3 separate regions of the Mus musculus genome follow, and all the other regions are linked to region 1. A link is a loop called in an ENCODE intact Hi-C map of the cell type or tissue named here. Cell type or tissue: heart. All regions are shown on one strand.

Region 1 (5,000 bases):
AACCACTGACACTAGGGTTGGCCCAAGCACTTGCCAAGAGGTGCCATTTCCCTGCTCTACCTGGAGTTCTGCAAAGGAAAGGCTACTGCTGAGTCAGCCTAGGTGAGGCTGCCTTTAATAGTCTTGTGTTTGCATATTCCATTACTTGGTGTCCAGTCTCCTTCCTAGCTCACTCTTTGCTAATTCTAGTCAGCATTTCCCATATGGGCTCACAGAAGAAATACTTAGTAATGACCCAGAATAAATTGTTACGACCCTACCTAAAGATAGTCAGTAGTATCTAATTACTCTTAGAACCACACTCTCTCTCTCTCTTTCCTATAACATATTGTCCCTCCATTAAGCAGTAAAGTTGACTGGGCTCCACAGCATCCACTGTGCTAGTCAAAAAGGGGGACTTGCTATTGAGGTCGCCCTGTTGCTAATCAGTGTGGATATTGCTGAAAAGCCAGGGCAGTTCTTCCCTCCTTGGCTTTGGTTCAGTGAAACTGTATCTACTATTGAGGCTGTACCAGCTCTTCTCTCCTTCTCTATTGGCAATACTTATTGTCTTTAAAGGTGACCTCCGCCCCAAGACTCTGACATCTGTTTGTCAACTGAAATGTCATTTATAGCTAATAAAATATGTAAATGTAAAATGTACCATGTAAGGAATCTTGACCTATACCTACCAGGGTAACTGCCACCTGACAGGGTATGTAACCTTCATCCCTCATAAAGTTTTCTGTTGTCCATTTTCAGCCAATTCTTTGATGCAAAATAAGACCATTTTTCTGATTTTTCACCATAGTGTTATATGGACACATTCAGTGATATTTAATTTTAAGAAAGAAACTTCAGTAGTTATTATCTCTACCATATGTCTCCACTTGGGATTAGAGCAAGATGATTCTCAGTCTATATGATTCTTTCCTCTCTTTTTAAATATTTAGGAAGATCCCTTAGTGTCTGGCCACCTGCCAGTAGCACCGTATGGCTAAGAAGGCCATCTGTGTGACCTGAGCTCTGCTGATGTCACTAAAATCCATCCCCTCTTTTTTTTTTTTTTTATGGTTTTTTTGAGACAGGGTTTCTCTGTGTAACCCTGGCTGTCCTGGAACTCACTTTGTAGACCAGGCTGGCCTCGAACTCAGAAATCCACCTGCTTCTGCCTCCCGAGTGCTGGGATTAAAGGTGTGCGCCACCACGCCCGGTTCCATCCCCTCTTTTAAGTACTGATGAAATTGTAACCAAGATTTATTTACATGAAATTCATAGCCAAGAACAGTGCAGATGTTTTCTCATGCACAGAGTAGATGATGAAGAAGACAGTCACATGTTATTGTTCTTGTGTCTGTAAAGAATACAATAAGAAGTCTACAGACCTTGCTTAATAAGTAAATAAATGGTCACAACCAACTCCACTGGTAAATCCACCAGCTAGAGAAACTGCCAAAGACTGTGTAACCTGAAAGCTTAGTTCCTCCTTGTTTAAACAGTTCAGTTTCATAGCTGCATTAGGTAACAGGTAGTCTCTGGAAATCTTTAGATACCTTGTCTTACTAAGTCAGAAACCCCTGGATTAAAATGTTAATATGAATGCCTGTATTCCAGAGTGTGCGTGATGTTTTCTATAGAGCAGTCCCTCTCCATCCATGGGGAATGAATGCCTAAAACCCCCAGGGCTGCCTAAAATTGAAAGTAGAGCTGTACGTTCTGTGCTGTGCTTTCTCTTGTGCACCTCTGATTTTAGCCGACAAGTTGGTCAAGATAAGCAGCAATAAAATGGAATATTTGTAGCTGTATACTGAATAAAATGAACATCATTACTCTTATATTGCAGGATATCACTTAGTAAAATAAGGGTGACTGGAGCACAGGCACTGGAATCTTGATGCCTTTGAAGTTGAGCTGATTGCTAAGAAGGCAGGACAGAGCAGGATTGTGTGAGATTTTAACACACACGTTTTAAAATGTATGAGTTGACTAGTCTGGAATTTCCACTTAATATTTTCAAGACAGTCTGACTATAAGTAGCTAAACCTAAGCAAAGCTAAACTGCAACAAAGGTCTGAACGGCTGTTGTGGTGGGGGCAGGCCAGAGTGTCAGTGGCTACTGTGGTGGGGTCACCCTAGAGTATCCGCTCTGGACAGAGCAGCCAGAGGAACAGTGCTTGGATCCTTTCCATCTGTTCCTGCCTTCATTTCTGGCCTGTCTTTTCCTTGACATGAAGTTTGCTTGTTTTTCCTCATCTGCTGTTGTGGGCGGCAGTAGGTTTCCCAGCCCAATCCTGTTGTATCATTGACTTTATCACTAGAGGGCACAAGTAGTCAGCAGAAAAGACTTTAGTGAGCAAGCAGAGTCATGCCCTAAAAAGAAGCAGGCAGAACCAAAGACAGATTGCTTTTGTTCTACGGGACTTGTTGAAGAAGCTTATTCAGTACAGTAAAGACATTTCCCTTGTAACTTTTTGTATCATGAGTTACAAGATAATTCAGAGGTAACTTGGTTCAAGAACCTACTCTCATAGTTAAGAAAACTAAGGCCTCCACAGCCAGCATCTGCTGATACCTGAGTTTTTGATCTTAGCCATTCTGACTGCTGTGAGGTAGAATCTCAGGGTTGTTTTGATTTGCATTTCCCTGATGATTAAGGATGTTGAACATTTTTTTAGGTGCTTCTCAGCCATTTAGTATTCCTCAGTTAAAAATTCTTTGCTTAGCTCTGTACCCCATTTTTAATAGGGTTATTTGGTTTTCTGGAGTCCAACTTCTTGAGTTCTTTATATATGTTGGTTATTAGCCCCCTATCTGATTTAGGATTGGTAAAGATCTTTTCCCAATCTGTTCGTTGCTGTTTTGTCTCATTGACAGTGTCCTTTGCCTTACAGAAGCTTTGCAATTTTATGAAGTCCCATTTGTCAATTCTTGATCTTACAGCACAAGCCATTGCTGTTCTATTCAGGAGTTTTTCCCCTGTGCCCATATCTTCGAGGCTCTTTCTCACTTTCTCCTCTATAAGTTTCAGTGTCTCTGGTTTTATGTGGCGTTCCTTGATCCACTTAGACTTGAGCTTTATACAAGGAGATAAGAATGGATCAGTTTGAATTCTTCTACATGCTAACTGCCGGTTGAGCCACCAACATTTGTTGAAAATGCTGTCTTCTTTTCACTGGATGGTTAGATAGAGGAACACTCCTCCATTGCTGGTGGGATTGCAAGCTGGTAATCAGATTGCAAGTCTGGAAATCAGTTTGGTGATTCCTCAGAAAATTGGACATAGTTCTACTGGAAGATTCAGCAATATTACTCCTGGGCATATACCCAGAAGATGCTACAACTTGTAATAAGGACATATGCTCTACTATGTTCATAGTAGCCTTATGTATAATAGCCAGAAGCTGGAAAGAACCCAGATGTCCCTCAACAGAGGAATGGATACAGAAAATGTGGTACATTTACACAATGGAGTACTACTCAGCTATTAAAACCAATGAATTCATGAAATTCTTAGACAAATGGATGGATCTGGAGGATATCATCCTGAGCGAGGTAACCCAATCACAAAAGAACACACATGATATGCACTCACTTATAAGTGGATATTAGCCCAGAAACTCAGAATACCAAAGATACAATTTGTAAAACACATGAAACTCAAGAAGAAGGAAGACCAAAGTGTAGATACTTTGATCCTTCTTAGAAGGGGGAACAAAATACCCATGGAAGGAGTTACAGAGACAAAGTTCTGAGCAGAGACTAAAGGCATGACTATCCAGAGACTGCTCCACCTGGGGATCCATCCCACAAACAACCACAGAACCTAGATACTATTGCAGATGCCAACAAGAGCTTGCTGACAGGAGCCTGATATAGCTGTCTCCTGAGAGGCTCTGCCAGTGCCTGACTAATACAGAAGTGTATGCTCACAGTCATCCATTAGACAGAGCACAGGGTCCTCAATGAAGGAGCTAGAGAAAGTACCCAAGGAGCTGATGGGGTTTGCAGCCCCCTAGAAGGAACAACAATATGAACTAACCAGTAGCCCCAGAGCTCCTGGGGACTAAACCACCAATCAAAGCACACGGAAAGACTCATGGCTCTAGCTGCATATGTAGCTGAGGATGGCCTAGTTGGTCATCAATGGGAGGAGAGGCCCTTGGTCCTGTGAAGGCTCTATGCCCCAGTATAGGGGAATGACAGGGCCAGGAAGCGGGAGTGGGTGGGTTGGGGAGCAAGGAAAAGGGGGAGAGGATAGGGGATTTTCAGAGGGGAAATTAGGAAAGGGGATAACATTTGAAATGTAAATAAAGAAAATATATAATAAAAGAAAGGAAAGGAAAGGAAGGAAAAACTAAGGCCTGAAGATGCTAGTTACTTGGAGACATGAAATCTCTAGGTGATCCTGTGGCTTGCATCAGGGAACCTTTTTAGAGACAGTAGTAACACAGACCTGAAAATATGGCTTACGTTCTTTGCCATAACCCTGCCATTTGGATTTTCTAACTAGCTGGTTCCATGTTTGAATTGACTTGTTAGCAGCTTTGACCTCCTTGAGTGAAGGACCTTCAGAACTTGAAGGCTGCTCAGTGGGTAAGAGTCCCTTCACATAGGCCAGTGTCTATCTTGGTCAGGAAGTAAGAATTAACGTTCTTTGGTTAGGCAAGTCCACCCCCACCTGTAATTCCCTGAAGACGTTTTAGGAGAATCAGGTGATAGTCAATCTGAACAAATTCACTGAAACTTTGCCCTCTACGTGCGCAGTGGAGCTATCTTAATCCCGAACGGAACTAAGAGATTGAACCAACAGCCAATCTTTAAAGCATCCTTAATTTGTGAATTTGAGGTATCGACCTGTTCTAGATAACTGTTAGCCTGCTAGTGGAGAGATCTGTTGGCAGCGTGCTCTAAAAGAGGTAAACAATCTAATATACGTGCTTTCCAACAAAGTGAACAAGAGTACAACTTAACTTTGCTGGCAAGGCTTAGTTCTGAACGTTAACAAGAAATCAAAGTCGGGC
Region 2 (5,000 bases), 83 kb after region 1:
CTCTGGCTCTGTGCAAAGCACTTGTCTTCAGATGGTATTTTTCCACTTACACAAAAAGGGAAACAGAGGCAAAAGCAAGATGGTGCGTGAATGCAAATGACCGCGCTGCTTGTACTCTGCAGGGACGAGGGACGAGGCAAAGATCCAGGAGCTTAATTCTAGGCTTTCTGAGTAATGGGACTTCTGTTTCTTCAAAGTTTGATGTTGTCAACAGGAGTGACATCCCAGGGCTGGCAGTCCCTGGTAGAGTCTGGCAAATCTGGTGAATAGTTGATTTCCACGAATGTCCCCAAAACCCCACTCCAGGGGGGAAAGCCATGACTGACAAGAGGGTGTCTATGATGGCATCAAGGGCTTTGGTCCCAGTTCTGAACCCATCCAGTATCACATCTCGCCGCCTTCCAAATGGCCATCCGCAAGCTCTCTTCTGGCATCTGACCGCTTAGGCAGTGGGCTTGCTTTCCCTTGGAGTCTCTGAAGACATTCTCCTCTCACATGGCTTCACTGTCCATGACTCATTCCAGAAAATGAAGAGAGATGTTCAAAACAGGCAGATGGGGATGGATGGGCACATACAGGTGTACACACACACACACACACACACACACACACACACACACACACACAATGCTGGCCACTATGTTGCCTTCACAGTCAAGAAACAGAATGTGCTTGCCATGTTGTTGGTCCAAAACCCAGGAAAAGCAGTTAGTGCTTCAACTGTCTGACAGTAGAGGGCCCCACTTGGGGTAAGGGGGAAACCGTGAAAGGGCATGCAACAAGGGCCGCTCCGGGGTCAATAACAGAGCCAGGCTTTTCTTTCACCTCTTAGGGGACTCTCTTCACACAGCCACCAAAAGGAAGTTGGTCTTTAAAAAGAGAAAAAGGAAGGAAAAACAGGACACACCGCAAACAAATGAAGAAACCTCTAAGGTCGCGTAACTGAGGTATTGATAGCTCTGGATCTCGTCAGTGTCCTCAGGGGGCGTGGCGCCTCGGGGGCGTGGCTCCTTAGGGGCGTGGCCCCGGCCGCTGGAGCCTACTTGTTCTTGCCCAGAAGAGCATCCACTTCTTCCTCAGGCTTAAGAGAGTGCCACTGGGCAATGGGCCTCCGAGGGTTGGCCAGCATGTCGGACCAGTGCCGCAACTCGGTGCCTGTGGCGTTGCTGCCTACAAAGATCTTTCCGATGGCTTCATTCTTGCCCAGTTTGTCGTAGTCTAGCACGGTGACGACCACCTGGACTTTCTGCAAGGCAAGCAAAGGAAGGAAGGACTTCAAAGGAGAAGTGGGAGCCAGTGACATGCCCTCTCCTCTGCCACTGTGCACTACAAATGATAAGGAAGTGCCTCCTGGTTTCTGGCTTCCAGTCCAACTCCAATTAAATTTCAGTGTAGAGGCCACCACTTTTTTTTTTTCTTTTTTTGGTAAGCAACCTATATATTCCTGCCAGTGGGTGTACTTGAACATACACAGTGCTCTAGGCACTGTAAGACCTTATGGAAGGGGAGTGGCCTCTAATGAGGTCAGTGGACACATAATAAAAAAACACGCAAGTGTTCCTCAAATACAAATGACTTTTTAAATACATATTCTCTCCTGTCAGTCTATACTGTAAATGGTATGGATATACAAAAATATGTAACTTTTTAAAATCAGTTCATGTTCAGGTAATGGAGGCCCTTCAAAAGGGTCCTCTACAGGGTCCCATCCCAGCACTGTCAGATCCAGATCCTTCCCACTGGAACGTACCCGGCCCATGGCTGACCTCTAACGCCCCATGCTTGTCTGGTTAGCTCAGAGCCCAAGAACCCAAGGCCCTCAAGGCTTAGCACCTGGATCTGCTCAAAGGGGATCTCGAAGCTGAAGGACTCGTTGAAGTAGGGGTTCAGGGTCTTCTTCTTCACTGTCGTCTTCTTCTTCTTGAGTCTCTTACCGTTCTGCATCAGGTGGATCTTCACATAGGGGTCTGCAGAGAGAGTCCCCACCCAAGCGATACCTCAGCTCCAACGGCCCTCCTAGTGTCCCCAGGTCTCCACCCTGCTGGAGCCAGGCCCCTAGGAAGCCCAGAGGAGGGACAGGAAGTCCCAGAAGCAGAGGGGTCATCTGGGTCGCGGGTAGGAAAGGTATTGGGCTATCTCTAACTGTTCACTTTTAGGCTCCTAGTGCACAAAGTTAGGGGAACTTCTGAGTTTAAGAAAGGCCTTGTAAGGAAGGGTGGGGACTACCTGGAAAGGTGCCTGGGCTGGGAGGTGACTGAAAGGCAAAGCACACTTCTGCCAAGTCCTGACCCTGCATATCCAGTCTTCCTAAACTGACCAGGGAGAGTCTGAGGACGCACAAGGGAAATGATCCAGCCAAGGGCATAGGTTTGGTCAGTGACAGAGCCAAACCCCAGCTATAAGGCTGAGGAGGCTCAGCAGAGGTAGGAGGCTTTACCATTGCATCCTGTGGCACAGGCTAGCCCTATGCCACGTTAGCCCTATGTCAGGTAACTCTGAAACCAACAGCATCTTTCGGAACAGAGATGGCAGAGCCTGTAGCCCCTTCTGGAAAAATATCCCCTACTCTTGTGGCATGGCAGAAAGACTGACTTTGGGTTAAGCCCTGCCCTGCCACTTCTGACTCTTCCTAAGAAAAGTTCTGTGTCGTTAGCTCATTTGGAGAACGAAATTCTTCTTCTGCCTTTTCCTCCATAGCCCATGGAGTGTGGCCAGAGGGTTATTTGTGAGAAGACACTCAGATATGGACAGGCAGGTGGGGGTGGACTGGGTAAGACTTTCTCTTCTTCCCCGGGCGGAGGGGGGGGGGGGGGGGTTAAAGTAGTGACTGGCTCACTGCTGCCACACACTGGCTCCCAGTGGTTCTGCATCACCTGAAAGGCCCCCTACATCCATCTTCTTCAGGTTCTTGGCCTCCAGGATACAGACGGTGAGCTTCCCAGCTGTGGGCACGTAGCGCAAGGAGGTACAGATGTCACCCAACTTCTCTGGCTGTCCAGGGAAAGAAGCAGGATTTAGGTCACTTCAGCTATCCAATGGCCTCTAGTGTGGCTGACCCCATGTCGGCAAGACTGGCAAAGCAGTGACTTCTGCCTAGTTGTCAGCTCCCATGTCTGTAGCAGAGGTGGTCTCCAGCTTCCAACATCACTACCTCACACTGCAGTTCACAGCCATGGCCTGGGGAAGCTGGCGTTCAAGAAGGCAGAGGACAGGCTATAGCGGAGGGACCTGACAGGCCTGGTGGATGTAGGGTATGCTCCGATCCCCACCAGGCTCTGTGAAAGGGGCACAAGAAGCAAGTCTGGGTGGCCTAGTGGTTAGTGAGCTTCTTCCCTGATCACCCCTACCCCCGCCATCCTTCGATATCAGCTACGAGGCTTGCAGGGCGATGTGGTTCTCAGAGCACTTCCCTCTCCATATATTATGTCACTTAAACCTTTGTGTGACAAGGCAAGGACACTTTGTAACCAACAAGAAATCCAGGTTACCAGGGAGACCTGTTCCTCAGAGTCAGACAGCAGCATAGCTTTGGGCAGGAAAGGTCTCTGGACTCCTGACCTAAGGCTCCGCTGACACCCAGTTTCTCAGAGATGGGGCCGCCAAGGTAAGGATAAGACCAACCATTCATGCCCTCCTTCAGGTATGCAGACCCTCACCTCTAACAACAGGCAAAGCCCCATCTATCCTGCACCTTTACTGAGCACCGTGCAGGCTGAAACGGGTCACCCGTGCTGGCAAAGTAGCTGGAATGGGAGTTCTGGCACACAGCAGATGAGGGGTTGGTTGCTGTAGCTAGAAGATAAGCCAAACACTGAGAATCCTATCGAATCAAGGCTGGCTTTTCTGGTGGGTAAACTGAGGCACAGAGTCTGATGGGCAGTGGGACCTTAAAAGGAAAAATGATAATGTCGTCCTTATATTTCATGGCTTGCTTGACAGACACCAGGAGCTGTACAAGGTACTTGAGATGGGCAGTTAATTCCCAGCTGGAACCATCTGAAGGAAGGTGCCAAAGCCTCGGGTTAATTAGCTTCTCCTGGATCATCAGCCAGGCTGTGGGGAGCTGGAGTCTTCACCAGCAGACCTGACTCAAACCGCCACTCCCCCTGTCACACATGTGGTGGGCAAGCCTCAGCCAACAGTGAGAAGCCTGGTCTCGCCACCCTTACCTCTTCCTTCTCTCCGCCTTGTAGGTCTCTCCATTCCTCGATGGGCTGGCCAAGGTCCACTGTGTTCATGGGTACCTTCACCTCCCCGATGATGTCATGCTTAGAGAAGCGGTCAAAGTCATAGATTGCCATCACCAGGGTCTTGCCTCCTAACTCCTGGTATGGCACCTGTAAAGGACAGACTGGGTCAAAGTGGCTTCGTCACTTCCAGAGGACGCTATGGGAAGACACCAGGAGCGTAGGCCTGTGTTGCTCACAGGTACCAGGCAGACTGTAAAAACCAGCGGGTAAGATGGAAGGGAGGATACTACATACAGTCTGTGCCATACTGAGCATATCCCAGGGCTCCAGCCACGGCTGGGGACCAGGGCAAGGTGTGCAGAAACCAGGGGCAGAGTGAGATAGAGTCGTCGGGTTCCATCACCTTGAAAGTGAATGTCTCATTGAAGGCTGGGTTCAGCGTCTTCCGATGCACCTTAGTCTCATATTTCTTCTTCTTGTCTGGGAGGAGGAAGACTTTGACATAAGGGTCTGATGTGCCACCCATGTCCAGGGCTGGGAGTTCCGCAGCCTGCAGGACACCCACGGTGAGCTGTGGAGAAAGAGGATGTGTCTGAGCCTCTGGGCTGCTCCAGCACCTGATCTAGTCCCAGACCGGGCTCCTGCCAACGCCCCAGCCTCACCCCAAGTGGGAATCTTGGGAGTGGGGCTGGGCCGAGTTCAGCCAGTAAGTTAATAGCAGAGTTCATCTAAAAGACTTTCCCCAGTAGAGGATTATGGCGGAAGCCAAGGTCAAGGTTAAAGATATATATGTCCTGTGGCTTCCAACTG
Region 3 (5,000 bases), 54 kb after region 1:
TGTCTGGAGATAGAGCCACCAACAGCTCTGTAAGCTCGCCTGCCAGGCATAGAAATCTTAACTGCAAGCCTAAGTCTTGATATGGAGTACAGGGGAGAAAACGGGCTACTCGGGGACATTTGACTTCAGCAGACCCGTCATGCACCCAGAAGCCCAGGTGTCCAGCTGTGGCTGCCATCCTTCTCTCTCCCCGGTGGCTCCTTCTCCAGACCCATGTGTTTCTGATTCACTGACCAGACATTGTTATCATTTTCCAAGAGCCCTTCAGACCCAAGAAACTCTGACTTTTAAAGGCACACTCTTTAGGGAAGCTGTTCCAGTCCCAGTTAATTGGAAAGCTCTAAGATTTAAAGCAGCACATGAGCCAAGCCACCAGTTTTTCAAGTGGGCTCCATTCTTGGCAAGTGATAGCCTCTCTCCCCAAGCTGCGTTATTGCTCATAGGCAATGCTGACCATGAGTGTGGCCATGAGACCTGTCATGCTGGCTAAGAGATTCAAGGAAGGCAAGTTTCTGACCAGAGTTCTCAGCCTGAGAAAAGGCACAGACTAGCCTTATGGTCTCGCGCGCTCTCTCTCTCTCTCTCTCTCCCCCCCCCCTCTCTCTCACACACACACACACACACACACACACACACACACACTTTGTTCTCAAAACCAACTTTTATCTTCAACATTTATCTTATAGGTTGGAGTCAGGAGGCACCAATCCGACCAGCAGCGATTCTTACAGTGACCGTGCCTCAGCAAGAGCCCGTCGGGAGGCCAGGGAGGCTCGTCTAGCCAGCCTGACCAGCCGGGTAGAAGAGGACAGCAACAGGGATTATAAGAAAGTAGGATCTCTTTCCAGTTTCCTGTTCCTGGTTTATGCTACATAAACCTCTTAGCCTTTCCCACCAGTAGGAAAAACTAAGCAAAATTCCGACTAAGGAATCCAAAGGCACTGCTGCCATGCTCCCGTGGTTTGCTGCACCGCTCTGCCCACGAAAGACGACGTGTACATTGTTTTTATTGCAGTAAAGATATGCCTAGAGTCAGATATAGGGGAGAGTAAGAAATGTACTATTTTTAAGAAGACTAAAAAGGGTGATGCTATGTGTCTGAGCCCATGAGAATTATTTGGTTAGACTTATTTTTAAGAAACATGCTTTTAATAGGGTGTTTTTAACACCAACCAACTACGTTTTGGTGCTAGTTTTTAAAATGATGGTCCCCTTCTCGTGGCTCTTGCTCTCTGGTCTTTGGAAACATTCCCTCTCAGGCTCGTGTTGGCAGTGCAGGGGTGATGGGAACCAAAACATTTTGGTTAAGGAAATTTTTTGGTTGATTTTTTTTTTTTTTTTTTTTTGTTAAGCAGAATTTGACAAACATCAACAAACTGGTTCCAGAAACAGTAGTTCTGTTTTGTCTCCGAGCTACACTCCACAATGTGCAAAGGCCTGTGGGAGAAATGGCGGTGCAGTTTTCTTCCCAGGGTGTAGCCTCACTGACAGGGGAACTCTTGTGTCCAGCACCTGAGTGCACACTGCCTGAAGCCAGAGAGCGGCGGTGGCCCTCCATAGCCCACCCTTCTCTTCTGCACCTAGCTGATGGTAGAGGCGTGAAGCAGAAACATGAGTTCTTCTCCTGGGAGCCCACCCAGTGACCTGGTTCTATTTCCTTCACAGCTCTACGAGAGTGCCCTGACCGAAAACCAAAAGCTGAAAACAAAGCTTCAGGAGGCCCAGCTAGAGCTTGCCGATATAAAAGCCAAGCTTGAGAAGATGGCCCAGGTAAGGAAGGATGAACAAGGCCAGGGAGGCGGGAGCACACGCAAGGCAGGGGCAGGGTAGAGGACAGGCTGGGAGACAGAGTCAAAGTGGCACTTCTTCTGAGCAGGCCGGGTGTGAGCTCTTATTAAACATAATAATTTTGAAAACTGACAGTTAAGTTCTGTGACCAGCTAACTGATATTCTGTGTGCTAGTCATTGATATTAATATAACTCCTTACTGCAGAAGTACAGATTGGGCCAGTGTTGGGTCAGTGCTGGGCGGTTCCTCCTGTCCTGCTGGTGCTCCAGTTCAGTTCCTCTGTGCCTCACCTTGTGGGGAGAAATAAGCACAACACTATAGCTGAGTACAGAGAGCCCCAAATGGAGCCCAAAAATCTTAAATGGTTTGTTTACATCAGGGGATAAAGTAGTCCAGATTAGGTTTCAGGGGGACTCCATCTTGTAGCAAAAGTGTCCCTCTTTGCATCTGGCAGTATGGAAGTGGTGACAGTCTGGTCGGGTAAGCCACTCCTTCTTACTGCCAGAGCTGACTTAATTACACAAAATCTGAGAGGCCGCTGGGGGGCATGACCTCATTGCCCATGAAGCAAACCCTGTAGCTGACACTGCAGTAGCAGCCTTTGGTTAGTGCAGAGTTAAACAGAAGCTGTTCAGTTATTCCCTTCCAGAATTCTCGGGGACTAAGTATTTCAAAAGCAGAACTGGGGTTAAAAGGGGGGGGGTCTTTATAAGAATATAAAGTGAAAACCAGAGATGGCTAATTAATCTGATAATATGGTATAACCCCAATGAAAAATAAAATTATAGGCTCCTGGAGTCCCAGGCACAAGGTATGTCATCCGGGAGGGGTTGAGTACCATCTTAGCATCTTACTGTAGCCCTCTGACAAGGGATGCACAAGGGAGCAAAGAGGGGACAGGAGCCATACATGGCTCTTACTGTACTTTCCGAGACTTAAAGCTAGCACATACTAGATGTAAAGCTATTTCGTGGGGTGGAAAAAAAGGTCTCTGATTTAAAGAAAAGCCCATGACAAAATTATAACTCTGCCATCAGGTGGGAGGCAGGATGAATGCGTTTATGGCCTCTCTCCCTCTGCATTACTAAACAAGACAGTGTGTCTTGTCAGAGACTAGTTTGGTTCTGAATAGCTTCCAGATGGGCCGCAGTTAGTAGTAAATGCAGCCCTTAAGCTGCTCCCAGAAGCTGTACCCCTCTCAGAACATAAAGGAGCAGCCCCGAGAGAAGCACTGCAGCCCACTCCTCAGCAGGGCTACTACTACCACCAGGAGCTGCTGGAGTTCTTCCCACCAGCCTCGCAGTGTTCACAGCAGCCTAACGAACTGCTCAGAGTGACCCACACAGACCAGAATCAAGTCTGACCTTCCTGGTCCCTGGGGCCACATTGTAAGCCAGCCAACTGCTCTGCTAGGCATTCTGGGATAGACTTCATTTTACCAAATGCAAGCTATTTGAAGCTCAGAAAGAAATGATAGTGCTACAAACCAAGTCTCTATTTACCAAAAATGGAGATGTTTGCTAGGATTGTGGAGGGAGGGAGGGCCTGTCAGCCGCATGCGTTTGTTTGGAGACAGTTCCCACATGGGCACATGCAGCATTTTACATTAAACTTCAACTCAAAGTCAAAGGAGTTATAATTTAAAACTATACAAGCAAACAAAAAAGCTAGTTCTTTGTATTCTGACTTTTGCAAATCTTGAAATCTTCCCAGCACAAGCTTAGGAAAGAGACAAAGGAAGTTATAAACAAACTCCCAGATCTGCTAATACTTTTTCCCTTTTCCTTTCTGCTTCTCAGAAGATGTAGTGTAACAGCAGACAGCCATGACCTTGAGAGCAGAAGGTGGAAGTCTAGGATAAGAGCCAGAATTCTAAGTTTTGTTGTTAGTTTTAGCTTTTGGTAATTGAGAAGAAAGGAAGGAAGGGGAGGGAGCATCTGCAGGAGTGGCCTGGTGTCCCCTGTCCCCACTCACTGCAGCAGTCTGTGGAGCATCTGCAGAGGCAGCCTGGTGTCCCCTGTCCCCACTCACTGCAGCAGTCTGGGCACTGTGCTGGGCAAGACAGAAGAACCATCCTTTATTCGCTAACCGTCTATTGAATGTACAGGATTCCACCCAATCCTCTACCATGACAACCATAGGAGACTTAGAGATTCCTACATTCCTTGATTGAAAGCAGGACCTTTCCCTGAAGTTACTCCTCTTAGGTTTAGTAGCCAAATCTTTTTACTTCTCTGAAGGGTTGAAACTGAAAGTCAGTGATGATCTAAATATATATCATGAGTCCTTTGTTCAGATAAAGCCTTGTTAACAGATTAAGAAGGAAGCCAAACAGATAAAAGTGGAAATGTCTGTTGAGATACCAGAAACTAGCTAAGGAGACGATCTCGTGTGAAGACACCACACTAGAAGGAAAATGGCCTCAGTGCTCAGAACAGAAGTGGCAGGGGACAATGGGTTTCAGGAGCGCCACATGGACCGTGTTAAAATTTGGGGGCTTCCAGCCTGGAAAGAGCTGTGTCTGTCTCTAGGGTTGGAGCCCGGGTGATTTGGTGTAAGAAGGCTTAGCATTTGGACTTTGTAGTCTAAAGGGAGAGGGGAGGTGAGATTCGGGTGTGTGTCAGGAGTAACCTCTGTACACATGCAGAGCTTCCAAAGCTGTTCTTGCCTTCCCTCCTTGGGGCCATCCTATAGACTGTTCAGGGCAAATGTCAGGGTTCAAAGACTCAGTCTGTTTGCTTGAGACCCTTGCTAGAGGGAAATTCCAGAACCCTGCCGCCTCTTTCTGGATGTCTGGTGGCGAACCAGGGAAAGCTGGGTTCCCTACTACGTGTGAGACAGCCTGAACAAGAGGTATTGTCCTTTTGTTTGCACAGCAGAAACAAGAGAAGACCTCTGACCGGTCCTCGGTGCTGGAGGTGGAGAAGCGGGTAAGCTCGTCTGTTCCCTTGGCCGCCTCCTGCACGTCTTCCCTGACCTTCTCTAACTTTGTTGTCCGTGCCAGTGGAAAAAGCTCATCTTAAGAAGGCAGGAGCTCGGCCACATTCCGTTCCCAGCTTAATCTTTTTTTTTTTTTTTTTTTTTTTTTGGCTGACTCTGGACAGTAATTTGATGACCAGTCCTTTTGGCTTTCCCATATAGTTGGTTACTTTGAACGTGCCAGTTTTGGGGTGGGAAGGAGCCTTGGGAAGTCATCTCATGCATTCTTCT

Evidence for each region. A loop is a pair of places that touch in the nucleus more often than their neighbours do. Peaks named below come from ENCODE experiments on the same cell type or tissue, not always from the same donor. Only the 100,000 strongest peaks of a DNase experiment are listed, where the experiment ranks them.
Region 2: a loop joins it to region 1, with 7 times the contacts of the local background. A loop is called at or near these places in 19 of 42 quality-filtered maps.
Region 3: it touches region 1 in a loop (2.3-fold over the local background); 4 of 42 quality-filtered maps call a loop at or near these places.

Annotation. Positions count from the first base shown.
Region 1 is chr1:134,827,047-134,832,046 of GRCm38, reverse strand. All of the region lies in intron 18 of Ppp1r12b (protein phosphatase 1, regulatory subunit 12B), which reads left to right. Among named protein-coding and RNA genes, the nearest start is that of Gm32670, 55 kb to the right of the region's middle. In heart, a CTCF peak has its summit at 2,295 (motif pointing right); no DNase peak of the experiment used is centred here.
Region 2 is chr1:134,743,721-134,748,720 of GRCm38, reverse strand. It overlaps Syt2 (synaptotagmin II), which reads right to left. Exons shown (of 9, transcript NM_001355726.1): 5 at 4,594-4,761; 6 at 4,170-4,337; 7 at 2,874-2,991; 8 at 1,834-1,967; 9 at 1-1,246. The coding sequence ends at 1,040. Among named protein-coding and RNA genes, the nearest start is that of Gm32670, 28 kb to the left of the region's middle. In heart, a CTCF peak has its summit at 2,871; DNase peaks (open chromatin) are centred at 1,030 and 2,850; H3K4me3 peaks cover 701 bases; H3K27ac peaks cover 1,213 bases; H3K27me3 peaks cover 717 bases.
Region 3 is chr1:134,773,146-134,778,145 of GRCm38, reverse strand. It overlaps Ppp1r12b (protein phosphatase 1, regulatory subunit 12B), which reads left to right. Exons shown (of 24, transcript NM_001368827.1): 20 at 687-831; 21 at 1,666-1,770; 22 at 4,667-4,720. Gm32670 (a long non-coding RNA gene) reads right to left here and starts at 3,875. Exons shown (of 4, transcript XR_387420.3): 1 at 3,765-3,875; 2 at 1,990-2,080. In heart, a CTCF peak has its summit at 3,055; DNase peaks (open chromatin) are centred at 3,135 and 4,755; H3K27ac peaks cover 2,419 bases.